Regions from separate parts of the Homo sapiens genome. Here region 2 is linked to region 1. Evidence: chromatin loops called from intact Hi-C (ENCODE). Cell type or tissue: IMR-90. All regions are shown on one strand. Each heading gives the region's core, and the rest is flanking DNA. Links, peaks and the distances in the headings are about the cores only.

What was found. Hi-C counts contacts between places; a loop is a spot of excess contacts. Peaks named below come from ENCODE experiments on the same cell type or tissue, not always from the same donor. Only the 100,000 strongest peaks of a DNase experiment are listed, where the experiment ranks them.
Region 2: it touches region 1 in a loop (2.6-fold over the local background); 3 of 110 quality-filtered maps call a loop at or near these places.

Annotation. Positions count from the first base shown.
Region 1 is chr3:70,511,061-70,519,585 of GRCh38, forward strand. No RefSeq gene overlaps it. Among named protein-coding and RNA genes, the nearest start is that of MDFIC2, 200 kb to the left of the region's middle. In IMR-90, for the core only: no CTCF peak of the experiment used is centred there; no DNase peak of the experiment used is centred there; H3K27me3 peaks cover 757 bases.
Region 2 is chr3:70,071,870-70,079,161 of GRCh38, forward strand. It overlaps a transcript of SAMMSON not described here. Among named protein-coding and RNA genes, the nearest start is that of SAMMSON, 76 kb to the left of the region's middle. In IMR-90, for the core only: no CTCF peak of the experiment used is centred there; no DNase peak of the experiment used is centred there; H3K27me3 peaks cover 936 bases.

The DNA of each region.
Region 1 (8,525 bases), core at 2,003-6,002:
AGGAAACTGAGAATTTAAAAGTAAAACAGTTTAAGTTTTATGGTTGGATGAAAGTGGAAGGGAAGTTTTCTCGTCTCGTTCTGTGCGATTCAGGCTTTCTGGAGCATGGCATTCTCTTCTGCGTCCCGTAGTTCATCAGAGACCTTTAAGATTGAGCAAAGACGAAAGAATGACCAAAACCATTAGAATCTTTGAAGCTTCTATTAATAATTTGAGAAATTATCAAAGATGTTGGGATGTTAAGCTCGAAGAACTGTAGGAGTTTAAAAGCCTTCTTCAAATAACAACTGGATTACAAACCTGGCATTATGAAAGTGTGTACTTGGGCACCCTTATCAGCCCTAGTTTACAGTTGAGAAAGCTGCAGCACAGAGAGATTAAGTAACGTGTCTGATGGTGACACAGTTAATGCCACAGGACTTTTCCTCTCAGCTTGAAAGAGCAACTTCAAGGAATGTATATCCCCAAATTTTTAAGAAGCAGTTTTCCCATTAATGAAGAAATGAAACTTATTCTAAATCTTTGCCACAACACACTTGGCTCCATTCACCCAGCTCGTGGCTTTTCTCTCAAGCATCACCCGCTGAACCTTACCTTATTTTACTTTGTTAGTTTGTTTTTGAGCTTGCATAAGTTCTGCTAGTAAATGTTTGTGAAATTGTTCATGTTTTTGTTGCCTTAGATAGTAGAATTTACTGTAGTAGAATTTATTTTCTACTATAACAATTTTATACAGTAAAATAATTTTATAATTTTATGCATGTATAATATAGGGAAATAATATAATAATTTTACACATATAAATAGCCTTTGCACTCTTAGTCTCCACAACCTACACTCTGCTTTGGGGGCCGGGGGAGAGTGGTGAATTAGGGCTTGAAGAAGGACAGAGGATAATTTAGAAATGTAAAGAAAGCAGCGTTGCTCTGTTTAAAGAGGAGTTAGGAGGCCACAAACTCTGGCTCTGGAAAATTCTGAGCTTAGCAAAAGACAGCTTTTGAATCACCAAATGTTGCTCTTGCCCCCGCCAAAAGACCACATTTAATTAATCCAGGTAAATGCCTGTCTATTTATTATATTGCCAGGGCTAAAAAAAAAAAAAAAAAAAAAAGGAAAGGAAAAAGGAATGTAATGGTCTTTCTGCTCCAGAGAATGTTAATTATTTATCCTGATGCAAACATAATTACCTGGCAATTCGTGGAAATCAAAAAATGTGGCATTAGACAGAATGAAATAATTAAAATATATTGATAATGAGCACACACTGCTATATTGACCCAACGATGGTTAAGATACCAAAGATGCGCTCTTCAGAAGGGTATTATTTTGTAATTAAAAAGAACTGTAGAAAAAGAAACTGAAGACATGATAATTATACAGTGCATTCAGCGTAGTTGTCAGTAGAAATGCCATTTAAGGAAAATAATACCATGTTAAAAAGAAGTTAATGTGGAAAAAAAACCTGAAAAGGAACCTACTGTTGATACAAGTAGGATCAATTATACGTGTCTGGAAGGCAATAGTTATTTGTGATAGATTTTTAAATACTAGACACTGGAAATAGTTTCATGATCAGCGTCTTGTTTTTATTGGAGGTGGAAGGTTCATCATTTCACATATTCATCATCACTGACCTTCCTTATCCAGGCTTTCTTCTCCAGAATCGACGCTATCACTCATGATCACAGAGTATATTTTTTTCTTGGTTCTTAAATTTGATGTTATTTGAGAGTGTCTGATGTTCCTCATCCATAGTAGATCTGTCATTGCCCTCATCATGCTGAGGGACATAGTACTGTTTATATTTTTAAGGGCAGAAAGGCTTGATTTGATCAATCCAGTGGGGAAAAAATAACTCAGAGTCATTCCTGGCATCAATCAAGGCAAAAATTCTTTCACTCTTTCAGCTTCCTTCCAGCTGGGTGGGCATCCTCTTGGTGGAAAGTACTTGCTACAAAAAGAATGAGTGGTTTGGACTAACCTACGTCTAGTCTTTTTGATGATTTTGAGATTAAGCCAAATATTTTCATTGACGAAAAACATGAAGAATTATAAACAGCTAGCCACGTATGTGAACAATCCTAACTGATCATTGAACATCGAGTTAAAGTGTTTAGAATTTTGATTGGGTATAATGACAGGAATTCAGGAATAATTTTGCATAGTCTGATATCCATATTTATTGCCGACTTGACATCAAGGCACAATAAAGAGATAAGCTTTCATTCCATTTAAATGGAGAATGCATTTTAAACTATCCCAAGTCTCTACAATCTCTAGAGGAAAGCCTTCAAAATTTAAGACCAGTGTGTTGGTTTATCTGGTTCTAAGATAGACCTCATGACAGGCAGGCAGTTTTCAGAGGCAGGAATAAGATGAACTATAGACTGATAAGATTTAACTCAGTCAGCCTAGGTCCTACAGTTTTTAAGACTTAGATGGTGTATCTTTCAAATCAAGCCAATTCAGTAAATATTTAAGTGTTTCCTGTGTGTGAGGCACTCTTGGGATGGAATGGCAAGTTGGTCTCGTGGAGACACTCCCAGCATACTCCCTAGAGCATCCTCCCACATTGGGCGGAACCCATTAGTTTCCTCCTGCACTTTCAGGTCTCATCACAAATGTCGCTGACAAATAAAAGGCTTCTCTCTCACTCTGCAAATGGCAGGGCTGCTTGCCCCTGCTTTCCATGGTTCATGGTTCCTCAGGTGCACCCTCACAGTTACGATATTATTTGCATGTTCACTGCACATTTCCTTGCTTGTTCACTGACTGTCTCTCTTCCTAGGCTACAAATTCCACCAGGACGTCTCTATTGCCATTCCCATTCTGAACACCTGGAACAGAGATATAAATCAATAAATATTTATTAAGGAAGGAAGGAAAGGAGGGAGGGAGGCAGAGGTTCATAAAGTCAGGGAGATCATCTAGGACACAATTTAAGTATCTAGGCAACAAATTATCAGTGTCTCCAAAGGTACCTTATGGGGGAGGAAGATTTTCCTAAACTATCTCTTTCTAAATTTCATAAAATCTTGTCAAAAATATAACTCATTATACTTCATATCAACTTATATTCTTGCTCAAAGCCACCAAGACTATTAATAGACTAACAAATGCTTTTCTTAGGAGAAAGTACCTTGTATGCTTTTTATAATATTTTTTCTGATTATTAATGTATATTCAACGTAAAACATTTGAAAACTATATACAAATAAAAAGATGAAATCATAGTCCAATCCATAAGCCTGTCACCAAGAAATCGGGTGTTTTTTAGCACATTGGCATGTTTTTTTCATGTCTTTTTTCTATGCTTGTCTGTGTCATATATTTAGTTGAGACTGTGAAGTATATATGCAATTTGTTATTTAATTTTTTTCACTTAACATAATGACATAATTTTCTCCTACCAATAATCAGTCCTGTATTATTGGGTATTTATAGTATTTCCATTTTTTCAGCATTATATATGACACAGTGAACCTAATATACCATGGAAAATTGGAGTATAATAAAAGTGTTTCCAACAAATTTAGGCTGCCATCATTATTATGTGCTTATATATCAGGTAAAACTGAATGCATGTCCTTCGACTTTCAGTTTTCCAGAAAAAACTAAACTGAAGTATCAATAAAAAGAAATGAATAACCAAAAAATCCAGGAAAGTTGTGGCTACCATAACATGTTAAGTGTATGTCAAATGAAAAACATGATTTGAATTTGGCCTCTTTTGTTATTCCTAACTGCATGGCTTCATCCAAACAACAATACAGTTCAATATTTAGTGAAGAGATGTCTTGACATGTGATTTGAAGGCACAACTTTATTTTTATTTTGATTATTTTCCCTGTGTTTCAAATGAGGTTTATCGTGTGAGTGAGGGATAACCAGGAAAGGGCAAACGGAGCTGTGTTTTGCCCATGATATAGACACAGATTCCCCAAACTGTCTCCCTAGAATTTTTCCAGAGTCCTTAGTTCATCCTACTCTCCAATGACTAATTCTTTCCCCTTGCAAATCTTTACCAAAGATGATTTTGTAGCCTCAACTGATAAGCCACTATGAAGGATATTCAGTAAGTTGAGAGTTCATCAATGCTGTAAAAACACCTTTGAAATGCACAAACCAGAAAGCTCATGTGTGTCAATAGATATTGAAGCTAGGTGGAAAAAAAAAAGCAAAACAAAACAAAACAAAAAAACCTCCAAGCATTGGGTAGTATTTTTGACCCCAGCTGGTCAAATACAAGAACTTGCCTGTGGTGTTCATGAAGAATAAAATACAAGTAGTTTATATTACATGAGGGTACCATAGATATGTTCATCTGATGGTGACTTTCATATGCATTTCAGCTGTGTAATCAAAGACAGGTACAAATAAACCCAAGATATGCATGTGTATAGCTTCTTTGGTCTGTTTATTTGGGTGTTCCTCAGGGCCCCTAAACCCTTCGGAAGCTCCAGCATCCTGCATTTACTTAAAGTCACTGTTTCTCCACGTCATGAGAAACAGGCTATGCTTGTCCTTAGAATCTGTCTCTTTCTAAGAAAGAACAATTTTAGAGAATGCCAGAGGACCAACATCTTGGTGATTAACCAGATTTGGAAAGCAAAGAAAGCTCACTAGGGTTTGAGAGTCTCTTAAGTGTTTCTCTACAAATGCTCAGTTAAGAAGTTCTATCCTTGTAGAGCTTTTCCTTGCATTTCACGTGTAACAGGAGAAACCAAAGGAAGTTATGTGGGAAATAATTTCTTGCATTATAAGGACATTCTTCCTTTCATGGTAGTTATTGAAAAACTGAACATTAATTATTTAAACCCTTAACCCCAAACTTTTTGCTTTTAGTTGCAATAATTAATTCCAGTTAAACATCACACATTAAGCATAGAGGCAAAAAAAAAAAAAGGCAACTGAATGATCACAGTCATATTTAGTTTCCCAAATACCTCTGTAACCCTAATTAGTTTTTCATTAATGTGTTCTGTGGAATCTTTTTAAAAGAGTAGAAATGTCCTTATCTCTGTAGAGTTATATGTTGATTGCCGAAGGTGATTTTTCTGACGAATCCCACACATTCGTGGGAAACAATTTGTCTTTGTGTCAGAAGGAACTCCTTGAACAACTTGGGGTGAGGCTAGAGAACAGCAGCACATGTTTGCCTGAAGTCTTACCTGGAGATATGGCCGGGCTTATGTTACACAGGCTTCAGCTGTATAAATACATCATGCCATCTGCACATGGCAGGGGAATTGAGCCTGTGGAAGCTCAAGACCTGTGTCAGTGTTTTCACAGAAGGACTGTTTATGAACAGATGTTATGTGGTGTTTTTCACAGAAAATGGACTCTGGAGAGAGAAAATGTCTATCAATTACTGAGGTATTATGTATAACAGCAATTTTTAACCTTGAGAATACTTTTAAAGTTCTCGGTAAAATATTTTCAACTGTGGCCACTTTCTTTGTCTCAACGAGGATTCAACCTCTTGTCGTGGGCGCACTTCCCATTGTAATGTTCTTTGGAGATCTCTCAGTTGGTGAGATTGTGTTCTGTCTGACACAAGGTACACCCAATGTTCTGATCCATTCATGACTGCAAAACCTTTCAATCTGTGTGGAAACTGCTTGTCATTTTCTTCTCTTTTCTTTTCCTGATAGGATAAGACTTTAAAATCAAACTGTAGGATTGAATGACCATTTAGGTTTCCTTGTTATCATGTGTTCTTGATGTTTTTCATGTAAAAAGACATGGTAATTGATCTAAATGTTAATTATGCTCTGGACAATTAAGCATTCAGAGATCTACAAAATAAATTTATTCTCTATAGCATGCTTCCTAGATTAAATCTAAGACACTTACCATGAGGTGGAGGTCCAGAATGCTTCAGGGCCAGCACTCCAGAGATGGAATTATCTCCAACAGCCACACCAAGAGCACTGAAGCCCCTTTGTGACCTGTTGACAGACACCATGTTTTGCATAATATATATATTTTCATTTTCCCTTAGCTTTCTTATTATTTATTCAATAAATCCTTTTTTCTTGCTGACAGCAGTTGTATTTATAAAGCTAAACCCAACACAGCAAAATGTTCATCACTTTATAAACTAAATGCTAATGTTTTATTTATGTGCAATGAAGAAAGAAAAAAAGAACTGAATTGATGTTTACCTTACAAGCAGCACAAAAGTGCAGTACCATAATAGTGGAGTTCATAAGCATTCTGGCTTGTAATTTTGGGTGTCAACATTTGAATTGCAGAAAGAGTTTATGCAGACATAGCACGTACACAAGTGCAGTTTAGATCCACATCTATAAAAATAACATCTGTTTAAGCATACATTACATTTAAAAATAACTGTACAGTGATCAGCTGGTTAAGTACAGTTAACCAGATGTCGTTTTAAAGGGCCAGATGGAACTATGAAACTAAGATTGAAAAATTAAAAAATACTGTGAAAGGTCAAACCAATTAAGCAACCTGTTTTGTTGGCATGTAACAGTTAAAAAGTAAGTTAAACTACTTAAGGAGTGAGCAATATGAAGATGTAGCAGTTAAAACCAGGTCTTGCTCCTCTGAGGACAAAGAGAAAAATCCAGGCTAGAGTTGCTCACTTACTGGAACTCAGGCCAACATCAGAAATGTGAATTTTCCTGTGGTTATCAGAGGCTGGGGAGTGGGAGGTTTGGGGAGCTGTTGGCCCAAAAATAGAAAATTTCAGTTAGACAGGAGGAATAAGTCCAAGAGATCTATCGCACAACATGATGATTATAGTTAATAAAAATGTATTGTATACTTGAAAATTACTAAGAGAGTGGATTTTAAATGTTTTCTCCACAAAAAAAAAAAGATAAGTATGTAAGGTAATACATATGCTTGATTTAGCCATTCCACAATGCAGTATTTCAAAACATCATGTTGTATACCATAAATACAAACAATTTTTATTTGCCAGTTAAAAAATTATTTTTTAAAAAAATTGAAAAATAAATGTGAATTTCTGTTGAGATGATTCGGAATTGTCTTCACTATATTTTCAATATATGTTTTCAAACAAAAATTAAAACTTCTGTTACAAAGTCACAGGACCCAATAAAATTCTCCAAAGTATAAGCTTTTCCCAAGTTAAGCATTTTAACATAACGGTGGATAAGACTAAACATATGAATATATGACTTAAGTAATAAATCTGATCCTTAAGAGTGAGAAATCTGATGATTTTCTAAGAAGCTCAAATTGATTATTTTTCTTTCCTCATGTTGGATATCACATGCAATGAAAAAACGAGGCAAATATTTATGGAATATCTATACTGAGGCAGGTTCTGTTACAAACATGTTCACATACATCAGAGGTCACAACGGGTGCCTCCCTCCGCTTATTTGGCCTGCAGATGTGTTTTGTTTGGCTTGCACAGTGCTTTAAATTTGAATTAATTGCCAAAAACTAAAAATTGTGAGGTTTCACATAAAAGTCCGGATTTCCAGCTTCCCGGAAAACCTGGCAACACCAGGTCCACATTTTTTCCATTGCAAAAACTCACTGGAGCCAAATAGGAACAGCTGCCTCTTTAGAGGGACAGAAAGTCTCAAGTTTGTCACAGACACCACCAGTCCCTTCAAATCAGAGACTGCATGCCAGTTGCCATTTACTGCCTTCTACCTAGCCCACTTTACTCAGAGTAACTTCGAGTTTCCAACTCTAATAGTCGTCAACTCCCTTAATCCCCACAGTCAACCTTATAAAGGGAGTACCGTTTGTTATTAATATTTTACAAAAAACTAGAGACAAGAGAATCCTACTAACTCCTCTGAGTCACACAGTTGGTAACTACCAGAGGCAGAATTCAAATTTGAGTCTGGTGTTTCTAATATTCCTAATATGTAAGTCTTTATACAGCCAAAGTATCAGAATTCTTATCTTTGATCATGTGTGGGGCAGCAGGCACTATTCATCAGAAATGAAATAAATAGATCTACTAGAAAATAATTGTTGACCATACACAGCAGACAATTTAGTGCTGACCTTTGTCCAAAGATGATTGAATGATTGAGAGTCAAGATGTGAAAGAACACAAGAATGCCAAAGAGATTCCATCCCCCCAGTTCGTGTCCTTCTGTTGCCTTTGCCTGTCCCACGTGCCAGAGCTGAGCGGGACTTTGAGGCTGTGTTTTAGCTAAGTGAGGAAAAGCTGAAGATTGGAAGGGAGAAAATAGTGGCTTGTGTCATAATGGACTTTTTTTTTGGATCAGGACTCATTTTTTTTCTTTTGGCAATACACGCTTCCTCCTGGAAGTTCTCACTATACTTTCTTTTCCAGCATTGACTTTTCCTACATTTTTCTACAGTAAATTAATAACAAAGAATGATATCTGCTAAGCAAGCTTTATTTTCCATCTAAATATGCATTTTCAAATTTCAAGCCTCTTTCTTTGTCTGTTGCCCTTGCTGCTTACTTAAATTTTAAGTGAAAACAGCCAATTTTTTAAAAATAAATTTATTAAGGAAAGCAGAGAGATAGATTAATG
Region 2 (7,292 bases), core at 1,191-5,190, 440 kb before region 1:
TGTAGTTAAAGAAAAGGCTTTTTGACACTGAATAGACAATGTTGTGGCTTTTTTTTTCCTTCTTCAGACAAATGTATAGGCATTTAGACCGCCACGTTGTACTCTCGTAATTGAGATACCTTGCAGAAATGGCAATTAAGGGTGACTCGTGTCAAAAATATTCAGGACAAATTACATTTTACTGATTTTTAAAAACTTTCAAAGGTACTCTCTCCTCTTTCTTTCTCCTTTCTCTCTTCCTGCCTCCCTCCCACCCGCTCCTCGTTTTTTCTTTTAAATATTAAGTAAACTATTTGCATTTTTACGTCTCATCAAAGTTGTTCCAGGTTTTTTCTGGGTTTACTGAAACTCCAAATCGACTACTCAGATCAAAACAATTAGTGAAGTCTAAGGTATTCTTAATTCCTGAAATGAAAACAGAATGGACGTTCGGGACGTTCTGTTTTGCTCTGGCTACCCGCTTGGCTTCTCGCTCAGAATATTCTTGCTCTCAAGTTAGTTCCAGTTCTGTTTATTTTGTCCTGAGCTCAGTGAACTTTCCAAAGCCCTACTCTTCAAACAACACTTTTTTTCCCCCGCCCCGTGAGCTGGAGTTTATTTTGTGCTCACCCTTCATTCTGTGAGTTGTGAATAATTTTAACACAAAGAAAAAAAAATCTCCTCCTGACCACGGAGAGAAGAGGGGATTTTAGAATAAAGATAAAAATTGCTGTTTTAGCCCCCAAAGCAAAGGACTTGGGAAAGAAGAGAAAAGGGGGGAAAATAGAACAGCAAAGGAAAAAAAAAAAAAAAAAAAACAGAAAAAAATTTTTTATAAGGGTGTCAGTACAAAACAGGTGTTTGATGAAGCTCAAGCAAAACAAATGACAAAGTTAGCATTGAAAGGCCAAATACGTGATACACATTTAAACTACTTAGGTAAATTTATTTATGAAATAAATATGCAGTTTTTCAAATTTGAACATGGAGCAAATGTTTACAGATTGAAACTTATCATTTCTTGATTACCAGTATGAAGTAGGGCAATAGTCCTATTGAAAGCCATTCTTAATTGGGCTCATTGTAAATGTTTGGTTAAAAGAAAAGATTAAAGTGAGCTTTGGCCTCTGTGGAATGCTGAGGCTGGTGAAATTTCTGGTTCTAGCATTATCCTCAAATTGTCTCACAGAGAATTATATTTTACAAAGTTAGAAGGCGGAAGAACCCTACTCTTTGTTTTAGGTTTGCCTAGCATCCAGTCAGAGATGGGTAAATAAGGACAGAACCATGGGACTCCAGTGGCCTTACTTAGGAGGCCCATACTAATGGCAACGGCAAGACAGTGCTACATAGACATAAATAATCTGTGATTGCAGATGTGCAGGTACAGTATAAAAAAATTATTCTATCCTTATAGTCTTAGGTGTTGGCACATTTCTTTTGAGCCCATGTATAGAAGAGGACAACATGAAAAATGAAATATTCAAGCCGTGGAGAAAAAGAAAATATATTGTTGTATTTTATTTATGGAATGCCCACTATGTGCTGGTTCTCTACTGGCCCTAGAGAAGTACAGCTGTGATCAAGACAGACATAGTTCCTGCCCCCATGGAGCTTACAATCTATCGCAGAGCTAGACCAGGGAAAAGAGTATGAAGTGTGTAGAATGAGAAGTAGAGAGTGTTACAGGAACACCCAGAAAACTAAGGTTATTGGTTTAGTTGATTTTTCCCCCTCTTTTTTTCTTCCCTCTTTTTCCTCTTCACCGTCTCTTTTCCTCTTCCCTTTCTTTCTCTCTTTCCCCTTTCCCTCTCTCTTTGTTCCTCTCTTTCCCTCTTGATCTTTATTTTCCAAACAGAATTCAGCCAAACTCATTTTTTAAAAGAGAAACAGTCTAACATTATTTAGAAAGAGCAGCATATTATAAGTGGTTACAGCCATAGACTTGGAAGGGTGTGACCCAGATTGGAATCCTGGCTCTGCCATCAACTAGCCTGTATTCTTACTCAAAAGATATTATCTGTGTCTTCTTTTATTAAAAATAGGGCTAGAAATATGTACTTTTAGGAATTTATAGGAATTTTAGATGTGACCTTGTAAGTAAAGTCTCTGGCTTCCTTTCTAGCAGGTAGTGATCATGCTAAAATCGTTAGCTACTACCATATTATTATTATTACTATTACTATTATTATTTTTCTTTTTATTTTGTAGAAGCAATGTCTGTATTATACAACAGCTAAAAAATAGTGAATGATGATATTAATCAATTGAAAGAATTTTCTCCAAAAACAATGACTAGCTTTGGAATTACGTAATTCTTATGTTTTGTTTTGCCTATTCACAAAAGCTGTTGTTTTTGAATGTTAAATATAAAAACCATTTTCAATAAATAAATTTTTAGATAAGATACTAGAGCCATATTATTTACAATTGTGTTGTCTTTTCCTGTGAACAGTTTTAGGATTAAAGCTTGAGCCAAATTTCAATGAGCCCCTTTAGGAGATAGGGAAATTTATTAATACTTACTTTGATTCAAGAGTGATTGAGACATATTTCTTAATGCACCCATATAGAGTAATGTGATAGATTTTTGTGTGTTTCTTGTGAAATCAGTTGTACTGTATTAGAGACAAACCCTATGCAGGTGTGAATATGTATTTATATAATTTGATAGTGCTAAAGCACAAATTTATATAATTTGATAGCACTAATTCAAAAATTAAAATTGTTATAAATTTGTCCTTAATCAGGACATTTAAAAATCAGTCTTCGTGAACACTTTTAGATTCTGGAAGTGCTCACACTACATCCCCATGTACAAAAGGTGAAGGTGACATAATCACATGTAGAATTTAGATAGCCTCCTCTCTGGTTTGTACATAGTGTGCATGTCCCCCACCTCCAATCCCAGCCTAGGCTTTAGCATCATTGAACATCTCTCTTCCAGGAATGGTCCATTTACTCACATGCCTTCTGTTTTGCTTGTGTGGTCTGATCAGCCTGAAATGCCTTTCCCTGTCGGGATGAAATCTTACTTATCTTTTCAGGTCTGGTTCCAGTGTCGTCTATGGTGTGATTCATCTCCCAATACCCCTGGGTGCAATAAAACTGGTCCCTTCTTTGTACCCCGTAGCTCTTTGTTCCTCTCCTCGTATGTGATGGCTGTTTGAGCATCTTTTCACCCCTCCACACCAGGAACTCCTCAGTGAGTTCTTGAGATCTATGCCCTATTCACCTTTCCAGAAAATTTGATTCCTGTCTTCAAGGAGTTTCCAGTCTGGGCAAGGAAGCAGACATATAAACATGGAATTACGTTGCAATTTGGAAAGTGATGTAAAACAATTATCTAAATTAGTGTACACAGATGAGCACTAATTTACTAAAGAATCTTGCTTTTCTCATATAACAACTGAGCAGTCGGCATGTAGGTGTAGTCTGTTTCTTAAAATAGCAATGTTTTCCCAGTCTTCATATCAATATTTATGTTGTTACTCATGCTCTGTTAAAACAAAACAAAATAAAACAAAATCTCTCAAATGACATTGTATATCTAATGTTAGTGATGGGGAATTTAGGAGTCTGTTGAAAATTGTGACACATAGCAGGACTGATGCTTCATACTCCAAACCAAATAAAGTTTCACTGGACCTTAGCTGTAAGCTAAGACTTTAAGTGCCACTTATTTGTTGAGTTTTGCCACTCTAAATTGCTCAGCTTGGCACAAGATCTTTAAAAGAAGTTATAGTTCAATTGGTTTGTGGTTTATTTTCTATTATATTAAAATGACCTGCTTATATTAAAATGACATGCCTTTCAAAACCTACTAGTGCTTTAAAACATTGTTGTAGTGATAAAAGATTTCCAAATGTTATTCTGAAAAGCAAGGAAAAGGATTTCAGACAAACTCATAGCGCAGTATAGTGGATTATGTCGAGCTCCTGGATGTAGCTATAAAATCATCTTTTCTTTCATATAAGCCTAGAGTTTTGGGCTTTTGGAAAATGTTTTCTATAATTGTTATTTTTCGATACCTGTTTTTTTTTTTTTTTAATATTCATTCTGAGGTAGTCCTATTACAGTAGGCTCATAACACCATAACTTTACCCATATATAGCCAGGCAAAGCTTTCTGCTGTTAAGTAGAACTTATGAATACTTAAGAGAAGCAAAGCATTGCTATTCTTGAGCAAATTCGGAGAGTTTAGAAACATTATTTTGAAATGTGCTTCCTTTAAGTCAGAAGAACTTAATTAAGTTCCCAGGGTTAATTGTTTCTGAAGTGTTAACATGTCATTTGTCTATTCAAACTCCAAAGCAAATCTAATACGGGATTTAATAACCTGTTTATGTGAATAGAAATTTAGGGTGAGGGTGGCGTGGGAGAAGAAGGAAAAGCTAATAGGCTTTTACCTAGTTAGTGGGTTTAAGGAAGAATTCTTTCTGTCTTTATTTGAAACAAAAGGTAAATCCTATGTTCAAAACTCCTTCTATTTGGGAGTATAAATTGGGATGACAAGGAAGTTTTGGAACAAAACAGTATTTTTACACTTTGTTCATTTCATATTTATCACTAGCTTGTTTGCTAATTTTCATTTGCAAGAGGCAATTCTTCCAGCTAACTGGGTGCCTCAATGGGCCACTGATTTCTTTGAAGTGACAGTCTGTAAATATGCATAAAAAAGGGATGCAATTAGCGTGTGTGTGGTTCAGTGCAGCCTGATTCCATTGGCAAGTTTACCCACAGTGTTGATAAGCTACATTATCTAGAAAATTGGCCGCTGAAAAACAGCACCTCTGATTGCCAGCAAAGGTTCCAGATAACAGGGTGCTGAAGAGAAATATAATTGAGGTTGAATATATTAACCAAGGTGTCACATGCTCCTTAGAAGCTCTAATTTATCAGCATGTTGGAATTTTTATTAACATTTGGAATGCGTTTCTACCACACTAATGAAGTGGAATTGGCAGTTCAGGTTTTAGTTATTGTCATTTCTGAGAAGTTAAATGTAATTTCTCGTTAGACACAGTTATGTAAATATATTTGTTCAGGGGCTGAAAAAAATTATACATTTTACAAAATACAGATATGTTGTTAAGAGGCAGTGTGACAAATCAGTGGTGGCTTGAGTCCTGAAAATCAGCCATGTATTTATGCTGCATTTTGTACATTACAGCTCTTCTTTGTGGGGGGAATTTGAGAGAAATGAAGGAAGCTTAATTTCATTAACTCTGTGACTGGCTCGCCTTTGTGAAAAACAGTTAAAATTAGCCACTGTTTTAGTAGGCTAGCACTTCTAAAAGGATTTTATGATTAAACTATTTTTTTAAATGAAAACTTGCTCAAATTATAAGGTGAATTAAGCTTTCATGGACGATATCTGCTTTTCTTTTTTCTATTCTTCTTGGAAATGCCCAAGATTTATATTCATTTTCTAATTCCAACAAATAGGTTTGAAAGATATTTGTTAACAAGACTATTAATTTCTATTATAAAAATAAATTGAGATGTGCAAATTTGAAATTATTTTAGATTGCATACATATGTGATAACACTATATGTTTTTTGAAGCAAGGAAATAAAAATCATAAACTTTGGGATAATGTTTCCTTGGGAATAAAGAGGAGGAAAGAGTCAGAGGTATCAGGGGAACATACACAGGCAGTTTCAGCTGTATATTAATAGCTACTAAGTTTGGTGATAGATTTTTGAGTGTCTGTTTTATTATGATAGTTCGTAATTACATATATGTAACATGTGTTTATATAGATCCTATATCAGAATATAAAACATTTTCAAAAGGAAATAACTCAATTTCTATTGACTCGTAAATTTTGTTTTCCCATGGAAATGATTATGAATTACAGTCTGTAGAGCACTGTGTATTTGTAACATGCTTAGTATTAGTTAATTGCACACATCTCCGACCTCAGGGAATGATGCCACATTTGTCCTCCATTAGTAATAGATACGCTGGTCACAAGGCATTGGTTCCCTAGAGACAAATGACCCACGGAAGAAATTCTCAGCTTTCCCTTTGCATTCACTCCTTAGCAACTGCCAGTCTTCTACTGTCCTATAGGGCTCCTGATTTCATTCCTTCTTCTTCTACTGGCTGCAACCACTCTTGGCATTCCTTGACCCCGTTTATCCCTGCTGCAATACTTCCGTGCATTTCACACACTTAACCTTTAGCCCTCAATGGTAAACTTCTCATCTCTATCACCTATCCCATCACATGTGTGTGGGGGGAAGATTTAGAAGATGGGGGTGGGGAGGAGTGGTGTTCCCTTTATTAGAAGGAACTTCTGGTTGGAATTGAACTTGACACAGGAGAATCTCATGCCCGTTGGACAGTTACTCTTAGGATACCCATTATGGTAGATGTAGTAAATTGTCGCTTAGCACACATTTTGCTTTTCTTCCAGTGTCACCAGTTAGATAGCAAAAATCTGTAATTCTCAGACTCTCTTGCAGCTAGGGTTCTGCAAAAAAATTAGGTTCACATAGGTGCATGCAGGTGCCGTTTGAAAGGTAATATTCTAAGTGTGGTTCACTAAGTCTCTGGGTGTGGAGTGGCAATGTGGTGGCCCTGATTCCAGATCATGCTTTTATCACTGTGTCTTTGAAATTAGCTGTTCTGTAGGCAGCCTTCAGATTCCCCACATTCTTGAGCAAGCAGATGTGGAGACTCCCCTGGCCCGCCAATTTTTCAGTGTGGTTACCTCGATTTATCTGCTTCTTTGGCCCTTCCTACAGTTTTGCAGGCTCTTATTTCTGTGTGTTAAATCCCTTTCTGCCCAAGTCCTTTACTTTTAAGCAACTGAACCCTGATCAATACCCCTGCAAATCTGGTTCAGATGACTCCGTAACAGGGCCAGGCCCAGAGTAAAGCAATACAGGCACCCATGGCACAAAACTTAAGTTGTTGGGCACGTTCAGGGTCATGGAAGTGTCTCTTTAAATTTTATGTCCTGGGCAACTCTCTTGCCTCACTTTAGTGCTGGCTCAGCTCAGTAAGCAAATAGCAGATGTTATTTATTTAAAAATAATTAAATCACATCTATAACAGATGTTGGCAAAATACAATCCATGGACTAAATCTGACCCACTGCCTGTTTTTGTAAATATAGTTCAGTTGGAACACAGCCGTGCTCTTCTTTTATGTACTATCTATGGCTGCTTTTGCACTGAAGAGCAGAATTGAGTAGTTGCAACAGAGACCGCAAAGCAGAAAATATTTACTCTCTGGCCATTTACAGAAAAAGTTTGCAGATTCATGCTCTATATGCTACTGTGGATATGCCTAAATGTGT